3 separate regions of the Homo sapiens genome follow, and all the other regions are linked to region 3. A link is a contact called in ENCODE Hi-C or POLR2A ChIA-PET data. All regions are on one chromosome and are shown on one strand. The core of a region is the stretch at or near the end of the contact, and the rest is flanking DNA. Distances in the headings are between cores, read along the strand shown.

The links. A loop is a pair of places that touch in the nucleus more often than their neighbours do. ChIA-PET counts read pairs that join two places held with the same protein, here RNA polymerase II (POLR2A). Pooled maps may share reads with other maps.
Region 1: a map of ascending aorta shows a loop between it and region 3 (24-fold over the local background). The contact joins the promoter of ZBTB7C here to the promoter of C18orf32 in region 3. A Hi-C loop is called at or near these places in 2 of 168 maps with a recorded cell type or tissue (ascending aorta and naive thymus-derived CD4-positive, alpha-beta T cell) and 11 of 50 pooled maps. POLR2A ChIA-PET finds 5 or more read pairs at or near these places in 1 of 52 experiments (activated CD4-positive, alpha-beta T cell).
Region 2: a loop to region 3 is called in a map of CD8-positive, alpha-beta T cell, with 11 times the contacts of the local background. The contact joins the promoter of ME2 here to the promoter of C18orf32 in region 3. A Hi-C loop is called at or near these places in 5 of 168 maps with a recorded cell type or tissue (B cell, CD4-positive, alpha-beta T cell, CD8-positive, alpha-beta T cell and 2 more), 1 of 37 single-sample maps with no recorded cell type and 14 of 50 pooled maps. POLR2A ChIA-PET finds 5 or more read pairs at or near these places in 2 of 52 experiments (CD4-positive, alpha-beta T cell and naive thymus-derived CD4-positive, alpha-beta T cell).

The regions. Positions count from the first base shown.
Region 1 is chr18:48,406,791-48,410,636 of GRCh38, forward strand. ZBTB7C (zinc finger and BTB domain containing 7C) reads right to left here and starts at 2,593. Exons shown (of 5, transcript NM_001318841.2): 1 at 2,436-2,593. RefSeq lists enhancers at 874-1,493, 1,494-2,111 and a silencer at 3,382-3,761.
Region 2 is chr18:50,877,479-50,881,435 of GRCh38, forward strand. ME2 (malic enzyme 2) reads left to right here and starts at 1,640. Exons shown (of 16, transcript NM_002396.5): 1 at 1,640-1,830. RefSeq lists an enhancer at 1,429-1,930 and a silencer at 1,469-2,028.
Region 3 is chr18:49,484,932-49,488,644 of GRCh38, forward strand. It overlaps C18orf32 (chromosome 18 open reading frame 32), which reads right to left and starts at 2,303. Exons shown (of 3, transcript NM_001035005.4): 1 at 2,112-2,303. The region is part of intron 5 of RPL17-C18orf32 (RPL17-C18orf32 readthrough); the gene reads right to left. It overlaps RPL17 (ribosomal protein L17), which reads right to left. Exons shown (of 7, transcript NM_001035006.5): 7 at 3,550-3,635. The coding sequence ends at 3,588. MIR1539 (microRNA 1539) reads left to right here and starts at 2,442; the gene lies at 2,442-2,491. RefSeq lists a silencer at 2,032-2,161 and an enhancer at 2,202-2,361.

The sequences.
Region 1 (3,846 bases), core at 1,343-3,842, 1.1 Mb before region 3:
TTGCATCCAGCTTATTTTCATAAAATTCTGCTGGACTGTATATGACATTATAGACTGAAATCTAGCATCGCCCTAGAGTATTATGGTTTTGGAGGAAAAAGTTCACATAACAATCACTCTGGTTATCATTCAATTCCTTCCTGCTCATACACACTGGTACAAAATAAGTGGCTAAAATCAAAGTGGCCAACTCGTAGTTCTTTTTTAATTTAGACACTTTGTTTGCTCAATAAAATACAGAGTAAAAAACATTTACTGAAAACCCACTCATTGATGTTTAATGGCTGTGTCAAATACTCATAACAACATTTATTCCAACACCCCCAGATAATTGCTCATCTTTCTCATTTGGTATCCACAACAGCACAGCATTTGTGTCCAAGTGTAATTGATCCAAAATTGGGCTCCCTTTCAAAAATATCTGTAAAATCTAATTACCAGGAAAACAGAGTTCTGGCATCCTATGGAAAGTGGGTGCTTCAGTGAAAAAAAGCTGCAAATTCTTCTTGGCTAATCAAGCTGCATTGTGTTACAAAAGGAGTTTGAGGAATTTGGGATAATGAGGGAGCAGGAAAAGTTGGGATAGTGTCAGACTGGACTTTGCAGTGACAGTCCTGGTTTTTTTAAGCCAAGGGCACGGGACGGGAAATATACCACATTCGCTGGCAAGCATGGATTTAGAAAGTACCAGATAAAGAGGCCATGATGGGCTTGGGGTGTGGGGGTGGCATTTCTGATCTCAAGCCCTACCAGGCCTTGCCCAGGGAAGTCTCTCCACCCTTGCCTGGAAGGCTGATGTCATTTCTAGTCTCACTGGGCCTCTAGCCACTGTAGCAGGTCACTTTCCTTCCTTGGGCCTGAGTTTGCTCATCTGTAAAATGAGTGCTCCTAATATCTCTAGGGTCTCTTTCAACTTCAAAATCCTATGACCTTCTATAAAGCAAAGGGCATGCTTTTTGCTCATGTACTTGTGGGGGCAGGGAGCGGGAGCCACCGGACCAAGGAGAATGAAGGACTGAGAGTTTCCACCTCTCACGCAGTTTTGTACCTAGTTTCAACACCCGGGTATCTGGCCCGCTCTGGGAATAATGATTTCTTTCAGCCCAGGACGACCTACCGAGGTGTTTCTACCTCGCTGCCCTGGATTCCTCAACCCCGCCAATGAAGAACAGGGCCAAGCCACCGGACTTCTCGGAGCCTCTCTCCCAGGTCTGGGCACAGTATATCTTCTTTTAAGGGGTCTTCCCTTCCCACTCCCACTCCTCTTTCTGTCCTAGAAGCACCAGAAACTCCGGCTCTAGCCTTGCGCATGGTCCAGCGAGACTTCCCATACAGGCAGCGCACGCCACCCACCCCCAGCTCCCCTCGGCCTTGCGCCCGCGCCGCGGAAGGTTGGGTACCAGCCTCCACAGCTTTGCAGATTGCAAAGATAACGGGAGCTGCCGCTTCGCTTTTCTTTGGCTCCTCCTGGCCTTCATCCTAGTAAAACCAGACAAGCAACCGGAAAAACAAAGCAGCACAGCGGCCAGAGACAATTCGCTTTCAACGGAGCAAGAGACGTACACACCTTGAGAGAAGACGCACGCAGTTCCCGTGCGTGTCGCTGGGAACAGACCTCGCACTACCCCGCGCGGCGACAGGCACCGGGCCAGGCTCGGCTTCACTTGTCCGAGGCTTGGAGGAACTGTGTGCGTGCGCCCATTTCCCCCAGCTTCCCGACTTGACAGCAGCAAGGATCTTTGAGTCCTGCATGAGCGACACCTCGGGCAAGGACTGTACTCTGCTCAGATCTCATCGAGAGGTGCTGGATCCCAGCCTTTCCAGCTCATTTTCCAATTTTCAAGAAAAGACAGCGCGAAGTGAGACTGCAAAAGTCCCAGGAAAACGTCACTCACCAAAACGCTCCCGCGCCTTCCAGGCAGAAGTGCGGTAAAACTTTTGGCAGAAACCACCTGTGGCTGCCGACGGGCCCGCCCCGCTCGGGCCCGCAGGCGCCGCCGAGCCCCGGGCCGCACGCGCCCGCAGAAGTTCCTTTCCAGCCCCGCGCGCCACTTCGCTCCGGGCCGCGGTGCCAGCCAGGAGGCGCGGCGCCCGCTCGCTGGCTCGCTCTCCGCTGGCTCTCCCCTCCCTCCTTCCCTCCCTCCCTCCTCCCGCCTCCTCCGTTGCATGGCTGCCGCACGGAGCCCCTGAATAGCCACCGCAGCCCCCCGCCTCCTGCCCACCGCGCGGAGGGCGCCCCTGCTCCAGCCGGCGCCCCAAGGCGCGCGGACCGCCGGCCTCCTAGCAACGGCCCCCGCAATCGCTTTCCGGCGCAGCCCAAGCAAAGCCACCCGCCCGCCGCCCCGCGACCTCCCGAACTGCCTCGGCTGCCGAGGTGCTGTGGAGATCGCGACCCCGGCAGCCGGCGCCCGAGCCCGGCGCGCGAAGCCGCTCACCTCCGCGCGCCGCCGGCCCTGCGCGCCTCCCGCACTTGGCTCCGGGACGCAGTCCTGGCGTCCTCCTTCGCCGCCGGTGTCCGCCGGTCCCTGCGCGCCCGAGCCTCGCCGGCCGCGCCGCTGTCAGAGTCTCGTGGCGGGGCTGCGCCGGCGGGTATGGAGCTGAGCGGCGGCAGCGGGCGAGCGGGCAGCTCCTCCCTCCCCGCGCCGCGCCTCCGCCCTCCCCGCGCCCCGCCTCCCGCGCCGCGGCTGTCAGCCCCGCGCCCCGCGCCCCGCGCCCGCGCCGCCGGCTCGGGGGGCGCACAGGGCTAAAGGGCCCGGATGTGTGCGGTCGCCTGTCGCTCGCGCCCGCCCCCTCCCCGCCGCGCGGCACATGCACTTGCTGCGCCGCAGCCCCCGCCCGGCTCCGCTAATTTCTATTTTGACAGTAACTGTGGCGAGTGGGCGGCGCGGCGGGGGGCGCCCGGGACTGGCGGAGGCTGCGGGCGGGAGTCAGGACCCGACGCGGAGGCGGAGTGGGGGGGCCGGGCACCGCCACCAACCGCTCGGGGCTCCGCGTCTTTTCTCTTTCTTTCCTTTTTTCTCTCTGCCTCCTCCAGGATTTAAAGGGACAGCCCCGGCAGAGGCGAGGGGGCCAGGCGGCCGCCGTTTCTCCGGTCTCCTGACGCCCTCTGCGGCCCGGCCGGACCCGCCCGCACCCCCAGCGCAGGCTTGGGACCGCCGGGTATTTTTAGGTCCACACCCGACCCGGGGCAGCGGTGCGGCAGAGATGGGCTCTGCCGACCCGGGGCAGCGGTGCGGCAGAGATGGGCTCTGCCGCCCCGGCGCACGGCTATTTTTACAGAGTCCGATGGGGGAGGAAATAAAACAACTCGGCAACTGCTTTTCTACCCGAAAGTCGGGAGCAAGGAGTGGGGGCGAGAAGTTAAGTTTCCCAAATGCTCTCGGCACTCCAGCGAGCGCACCAAGACGCCTAGCCAGCACCTGAAACCGCAAGCTTGCCGCACCCCGGGGCGCCGAATCTCAGCGGGCAATCGCGCTCGGCGGCGCTGCGGCCCGGAGTCCCCACCCCTCTGGAGCCTTGGGCCCCGCACTCCGCACCCCACACGCCGGGGAGCAGCCGCTGGCCGCCCGTCACTCCCCGGGTCGGCCTGGAAGGCGGCCTTCCGAAGCGTCCAATCACCGCGCAACAATGCCAACGGGCGGGCCCGGGGAGGGCTTGTCCCCGCCCCGTCCCGCCGGGCCCCGCCCCCTCGGAGTCTGTCGGGGCAGGAGAATCTCGCTGGGACGCCGAGTGCTCAGCGGTGCTGGAAGCCACGAAGGGCCAGTGCGAGGGGAGGAGGAAGGGTCCTGGCCCTGGAGAGGGCGTGAGCGTTCTCGGGCGAGGCGACACTTGGGCAGATGTTCCCTC
Region 2 (3,957 bases), core at 390-2,889, 1.4 Mb after region 3:
GCTACTTGGGAGGCTAAGTCAAAAGAATCGCTTGAACCTGCAAGGCGGAGGTTTCGGTGAGTCAAGATCACGCCACCGCACTCCAGCCTGGGCGACAGAGCAAGACTCCATCTCGAAAGAAAAAAAATGTATATACTTTAATGCAATGGGATACAATGTAATGTTTCAATACATTGTGGAATGATCAAATTAGGCTAATATATCCATCACCTTACATGCTTATTTCTTTTTGGTGAGAATATTTTAAATCTACTCTTTCAGCCATTGCGAAATATACATTATGAACTATAGTCACCATGCTGTGCGATATTTCTAAAACTTACTCCTGAAACTTTTTACCCTTTGACCAACATCTCCCCATTCCCCATCTACCCCCCAACACCCCCACAACTGTCTTTCAAAGACAAAAGAATTTCACCTCTACTAATGAAGCATTTATGTAGAAAGACACTGGTAATGTTTAGTTTCCTTCATCCAACCTGCTGCATCTTGTAAGTTCCTGGCAAGCAGAGTTACTTTAGGTCATTCATATTTATAACCTCTCCTTGCCTGCGGTGGTTATTATAGCAACCACACCTATGGATTATCACCTAACTGGAGTTTCCTCCTCACAGGCCCCACCCTTCAATGTTCAGAGAGGGGCGATTGCCCCAGATTTTATTTAATTGTCAGAGTTTAGGAGGGAGCAATTCACTCTTCCCTACTTCCACTCCATCTTCTCAATCCTACATTTCCATCACTTTTAATTTTATTCTGCCTTGCCTCTTTTTTTATATTTTACATCTTATTTTTGAAATTGTCATTACCATGCCTTGTTTTAAGAGTACACAAGCTCATTATAGTAAAGAGTTTTGGGTGATAACATTTTCTGAAATAAGGGTGAAGAAATATCCTCCCATGTCACAACCGTTGGGAGGGCGGGGGTAGGGATGTTGGAAGGCACGGTCCCTGCGGCTTTCAAGGACAAGACAATTAAGTGTTCCGGTGCTTTTCTGAGGCAGAACATTGAGCATCTATTTATGGTGACTGTGACAGTGGAGGTGATTGGTAAATTCACCGCAGGCCAATAACCTTGCCAGCAGCCATGAGGAGTGGCAAAGAATTCTGCAGAAGAGCAAGTCCTAAGCACACAAAACAGCTCGGAAAGTGAAAGCGTCGCTGAAGTGCGGAAGCCTCGCATTTCCTGGGTCCTCTTCTTCCTTCCTTTGCCGTCTCCTGCCCTCCCGTTCTCCCCCTTCCTCTGTGGCTCAGGCAGGACAGACCCCAACTCCCAGCTTCCCTGGCCTCCGCGGGTTCGGAGACTGGGACCCCCGGGCCAGGAGTGCTGGGGGGCGCGGTCGGCCAGCCCCGGCTTCCTTCATGGAGCGGCGGAGCTCCACCTCCTCCTCCGCACTGCACTTCTCACATCCTCAGCATCGCGTCCACGAGGCCGCCCGCCCCGCCTCAGAACCGTAACCTCCAGGAGCTGGGTTGAGGAAGGCGCGGAGGACAGGAACCCCAGCGCCGGCAGCTAAGCCTCCAGACGGAGCCCGCCCCTCCGGCCGGTTCCTGCCTCCAATTGGCCCGCGAGCCCGTCCGTCTCCACCGTGGGCCACGCCTTCCGGGCCCCGCGGCTGGCCGGCTCCTCGCGCCCTCCCCTCTCTCGGCCGCTCTTCGGGCCGCCTCTGCGTGTGGGGCCGCCCGCGCCAGTGTGAGCCTGAGCTGACGGCGGCTCCGGGAGGCTCGCAGAAGGGGAGGGCCGGGCGGCGCGGGAGCTGAGCATCGCCAGGGCGGGCGGCAGGGCGCGGCCTCTCCGCCGGGTGTACCACCTGTCGCGGCGCGAGACCTCTGGTAAGGCCCGGCGCGGTGGGGCCCGGGCGGGGGTCCGGGAGAGGAGCGGGCGCCGGCCTCCCCTGGCCCGGCCCCGAGAGCCCAGCGCTGCCGCGCCTCCGGCCTCCGCGCGTGCGGCCCCCGCCGTTCCCGGCCTGGCGGTGGGGGCTGGGGGAAGGGAAGCGGTCTGCGGAGTCCGGGCTGAGGGCGAGGGACCGGCTACATCGCGGCGACCCAGGTTCCAGCGGCCGCGGCTCTACCCGGCGCGCGATTTCCAGGTTCCTCCGCCGGCTGGTGCCTGGGCGCCCCGCTCTCGCCCGGGAGCGAGGCCCTGGGCCTCCAAACGCCAGCATCTCTTTCTCGCTCTTTCTGCACCCCTCCACAAAAGGACTTCTGTGGCTGGAAACCCTTTGGCAAGCCTATCTCCTTTATTCAGTCGGGCCGAGTTAACGGCAGGAGTTAGGCTGTGTGTGTGGCTCCTCCCTTTAAAAAAAGACTTGCTGCGGGCTGGAGAGTTCTGAGATTGGACCGATTCCGTCTATTATTAAATGCCATCTGTGGACCGGGATTGGCAGGTGTTTCTTTCACGCTGGCGATAACTATCTCTGCATGTGGTGTTACCTAGGTGGTCCTAGGTTTCGACTTTCTTTTTTGGTTCCAGAGATAATTCTAGAAAATTTACGTTGCTTGTGGTGAGAAGCGTGATCAAATTAACACGTGCTTTCTTACAAAACGTTTTATCATCTTCTGTCTGTGGATTTACCTTCCTGATGCTTGTGGCTATCACCTCTAAGCAAAGAGGTTAATAGCATTGCTATTTCTGTTAGTGTTGCAGTTGATAACGATAACAATAGTAGCATGTATTAATTGCTAGTGACAGGCAGAGCGCTAGTTTCTACACGGATTATCTCAAAATAACCCTTTGAGGTTGATACTGTTACTGCCTCCACTTTACAAACCAGGAAACTAAGGTTTAGGTAGGTTAAGTAACTTGCCTAAGACCACAGTTTTAACGTGACAAAGCCTAGATTCAAACTCAAGTGGTCTAACTTCATAGCTGCATCCTCCACCCCCACTCCCTTAAACGTGTATACTCCTTAAGCATTGCTCATGTTGTTAAGCTAATTGCGATGTTGTACCCATAATTTTGATTTTCAATTTACAAATACTCTGTAAATTAGATGAGAGAAACAGTTGTTTTTAAAAACATACATATAGGCCGTTCGCGGTGGCTCACGCATGTAATTCCAGCACTTCTGGGAGGCCGACGTGGGTGGATCACCTGAGGGCAGCTAATTTTTGTAATTTTAATAGAGACGGGGGCTTCGCCGTATTGGCCAGGCTGGTCTCGAACTCCTGACCTCAAGTGATCTACCCACCTTGACCTTCCAAAGTGCTGGGATTACAGGCGTTAGCGACCGCGCCTAGCTCCTAATATGACTTTTATCATGCATTAATAGGAAATGTTGGGCTATGCTTCTGTAGAAATATTCTCTTGAGAATAATATATTTATGCTTAGTAGCTATTTCTGAGAACTGCTTATGGGTGACACCCTTAGAGGGTGTTTATATGTTTTTGTCTTTTAATATATTTATGAAAACAAAATATTCATAAAGGAAAAAACCCATTTACCATTTGGGAACTTCTTTTGTAAAATTAAAAACTTACAGCTATGTATGTATAATCTGTATATTAAGTTAAAAACTCTAATTGATTTTGGTGAATTTCAGACAAACTAGACATATTTTATTCTCTTTAAGACGGAGTTTTGCTCTTGTTGCCCAGGCTGGAGTGCAGTGTTGCGATCTCCACTCACTGCAACTTCTGCCTTCCGCGTTCAAGCGCTTCTTCTGCCTCAGCCTTCTGAGTAGCTGGGACTACAGGCATGCACCACCATGCCCGGCTAATTTGTGTGTGTGTGTATTTTGAGTAGAGACAGGGTTTCACCATGTTTTTCAGGCTGGTCTCGAACTGCTGACCTCAAGTGCTCCACCTCCTTCGGCCTCCCAAAGTGCTGGGATTACAGGAGTGAGCCACCATGCCCGGTGAACTAGCCGTATTTTAAAACACAAATAACATTAAAACCTATATTTACTAAGGATTAATATTACAGGACAAAATTCACACTAAATAAAAATTACATTGAC
Region 3 (3,713 bases), core at 1,053-3,552:
ATTAGCCAGCCATGGTGGAGCAGGCCTGTAATCCCAGCTACTCGGGAGGCTGAGGGGGAAGAATTGCTTGAACCCGGGAGGTAGAGGTTGCGGTGAGCCAAGATCATGCCACTGCATTCCAGCCTGGGTGACAGAGCAAAACTCCGTCTCAAAAAAAAGATTTCTTATTTTCAAAATACTGCAAATTAAGTAGCATCTGCTGGCAACTGAGTCAGCACCATCACTATGCTTAGACATTTAAAAATTATTCACAATACAGGTAAACGGTGGCATAGAGAATCAAATCTGAATGTCTTTGAAATGAATTACAAGCAAGAGCTATAAACAAAAATGTAAATTGAGGCTGGGCGCGGTGGCTCACGCCTGTAATCCAAGCACCTTGGGAGGCCGAGGGGGTGGATCATCTTAGGTAAGGAGTTCGAAACCAGCCTGGCCAACATGGCAAAACCCTGTCTCTACTAAAAATACAAAAATTAGCTGGGCGTGGTGGTGGGCACCTGTAATCCCAGCTACTGGGGAGGCTGAGGCAGGAGAATTGCTTGAACCTGGGAGGCGGAAGTCGCAGTGAGCTGAGATTGCGCCATTGCACTCCAGCCTGCGTGACAAGAGCAAAACTCCGTGTCAGAAAAAAAAAAAATAAAAATAAAATAAAATAAAATCAATTGCTGGGGCAATAGTGATTTTTTTTTTTTTGAGACAGGGTCTTGCTCTGTTGCTCAGGCTAAAGTGCAGTGGCTCAAACATACCACCTGTGTTCAGAGTTCACTGCAGCCTTGACTTCCCAGAATCAAGCTATCCCCCTTCCTCAGCCTCCTGAGTAGGTAGGACCACAGCCCTGCGCCACGATGCCCGACAGATTTTTTAATTCTTAGTAGAGATGAGGTCTCACTGTGTTGCCCATGCTGATCTTAAAGTCCTAAGCTCAAATGATCCTCCCGCCTAGGCCTCCCAAAGTGCTGGGATTACTGGAACCTGGCCTAATTTTTTTTTTTAAATAATTAGCAAGGTGTGATGGCACGCGCCTGTAGTCCCAGGTATTTGGGGAGCTGAGGAAGGAGAGAACCGCTTGCGCCCAGGAAAGCCGAAACTGCCGTGAGCTATGATGGCCCACTGGACTCCAGCCTGGGCCACAGAGGCAGACCCTGTCTCAAGATTAAAAAAAAAAAAAAATCCAAAAGTTGTAACCTGTCCAAAGTTCTCACAGAGGTAACTGGTAACTAGAGCTTCTAAGACCATTATTTCCAGTTCTGGTTTTCCTCAATGCTCTTGCCTTTTCCTCTTCCAAAAACACAATGGTCATGTTTTTACCAAACTTTTACCAAACTTTCCAAACCAACGAAACCCCTTCAAAACAACTGACAATGCTACCAGTACTAGTTTAGTGACTGACAGGCCCTCCATCATAAAGATTCATTTTTACTTCTGCAATTGTGTTTTAAGTAAGTTCGCACACAGTACGATGTACATAAACTCTCGAGGACAAATACTACTAATCACTTACGCCACAATTACGGCTTTTAAGAGACTTTTTAGCTCTCTTCGGAATGAAGCCTATTTGTATCTTATCTTTTAATCTTCATAATAATACTTCGGTAAGATATTTTACTTCACACATATGGAAACTGGGTCAGAAAAGTCTAGAAGGTGGCTACGAGATATTATTATTTTAATTATTCGCTCCAAGCCAACAAAGCGAGCAAAACGGATTAAAGCTGTTGCAGAGGAATCTTCTTTCACTCAACTTAAGTCCAGACAACAGAGTAGACAGTTAAAGTCTGAGGCTCCATCCGAAATAGGGAAGGCATAACAGGGAAAGTCACCTTCCTCCAAGTCATCCAGTTGAGCATGTCATCTTAGTGGAGACAGAGGGAGCGGGGACAGGTTGAGTCAATGACAATGATTGAAAAGAGACGAGAACAGAGGCCTAACGGTGAAGGTCATAGAAAGGATGTGAAACCGATACTTGGCCACGGAAAAGAACAAAATCAATATAAAGTATCGGAGAGGCAAATGCAAGCTCCGAGGGCGCCGGTGGTGGACAAAGAATACAGACAGAGGGGAGGGGAGGGCGGGGCGGAGGGCGGAGGAGCGCGCTCGCGGAAGGAAGGTACCCTGAGAGCGAAGGCAGGCACCGCGGAGGCCGGCGGGCCGCGACCGCCGAGGAGGGAGGAGGCAGGAGGCCGCGCACCGCCTAGGACTCTGCGAGCGCGGCCCGGGCTGGGCCTGCGGAGCAGCTACAAAGCCCAACCCAGGCCGCTAGCCCGGGCACACTCACCCGCGACCGCGGAAACGCAGCTGACAATGTCCGCACTTCCGGAGGGAGGGACGATCCGCAGCCGAGCCAATGGGCGCCTTCAACGGGGACGACAAAGGCGCGCTTGCGTCAACCCGGGGTCGCACAGCACGCAGCAGTGTTGCCCAAGGGGCGCGGCGAGGCTTCCGGCTCTGCGGCCTGCAGGTAGCGCGAAAGTCCTGCGCGTCCCAGATGCCCAACTAAAAGCTTCGCTGCGGGAAGAAAGCCTGACCTGACTACACCCAGACCCAGAACGCAGGATCTCGGTAAAGGATGATGCCTGTGCAAACGGCGCGGCACCCACACGGAAGGTGGCAGCTAGGCCGTTGAGGCAACTGTGGATAAGCTATTAGTTTTGCTGGTTTCTTAAATTCAAGGGCAGAGCAAACTAACATTAAGGCCAACTTTACAAACGTCAGTTGCTTAAAAGAAGCAGTTACATCACTTTATAAACGAAAAGTACTGACGCTCGCTAGGATGTCAGTACGTGTTGGCGAAGTTGTGTGAAAACTGGGACCCTCATAAACCGTTGGTGGAAATGTAGCGTGCAGCCTTTTTGGAAATATTTGGAAGTTCCTCAGATGTTTACTCAGGTAACCTTATGATCTAGCAATTCCACTCTAGTATATACTCAATAAATGAAAACACAAAAATCTGCACACAAACGTTCACAGTACCATCGTTCCTAATAGCAAAAACAAAACCCCTTTATCAATTGACGAAATGATACAGGTTGAGCATCAACCTAAAAAGCTTCAAAACCTGAGCCTGAGTGCTGTTATCATACTCAAAGGCAATGCTCAATGGAGCCATTTCCAACTGGGGATGATCAACTGGTATATTCACATACTGGATTGTTCTGCAAAGAAAACCACTGCAAATTCCTTTTGGGATAATGAAACTTTTTTTGAGACAGGGTCTTGTTCTGTCTTGCCCACGCTGGGGTGCAGTAGTGCTCACTGCAGCCTCCCACCTCAGCCCCCCAATTAGCTGGGACTACATGCAAGTGACACCACACTTACTTTTTTTTAACAGACAGGGTTCTGACATGTTGCCCTGGCTGGGCTTAAGCAGTCAGCCTCCACCTCCCAAAGTGCTGGGACTACAGAAATGAGCCACTGTGCCCAGCCATGAAAATGGTTTTTAATGGTGCAGGGTAAACAATCTTGTGTTTCTAGTTCTAATCCTAAAAAATCCTCATTTGATCCATCTTGTAAGGACACTTGAAATATGTTCACTAATAAAGACAACCAACATTCTTTTCCTTTTAATTACATTTATTTTAATGCTGAATTTACTCCCGTGCCATAAGTTTTTGTTTCTTCAGTTTCTTCTGGGATATCTGGGGAAAGAAAAATGTGTTAAGTTTCTTAGAGAAAACCACAGTACATCTTGGAGGACTTCAGCTTATTCTGGAGGC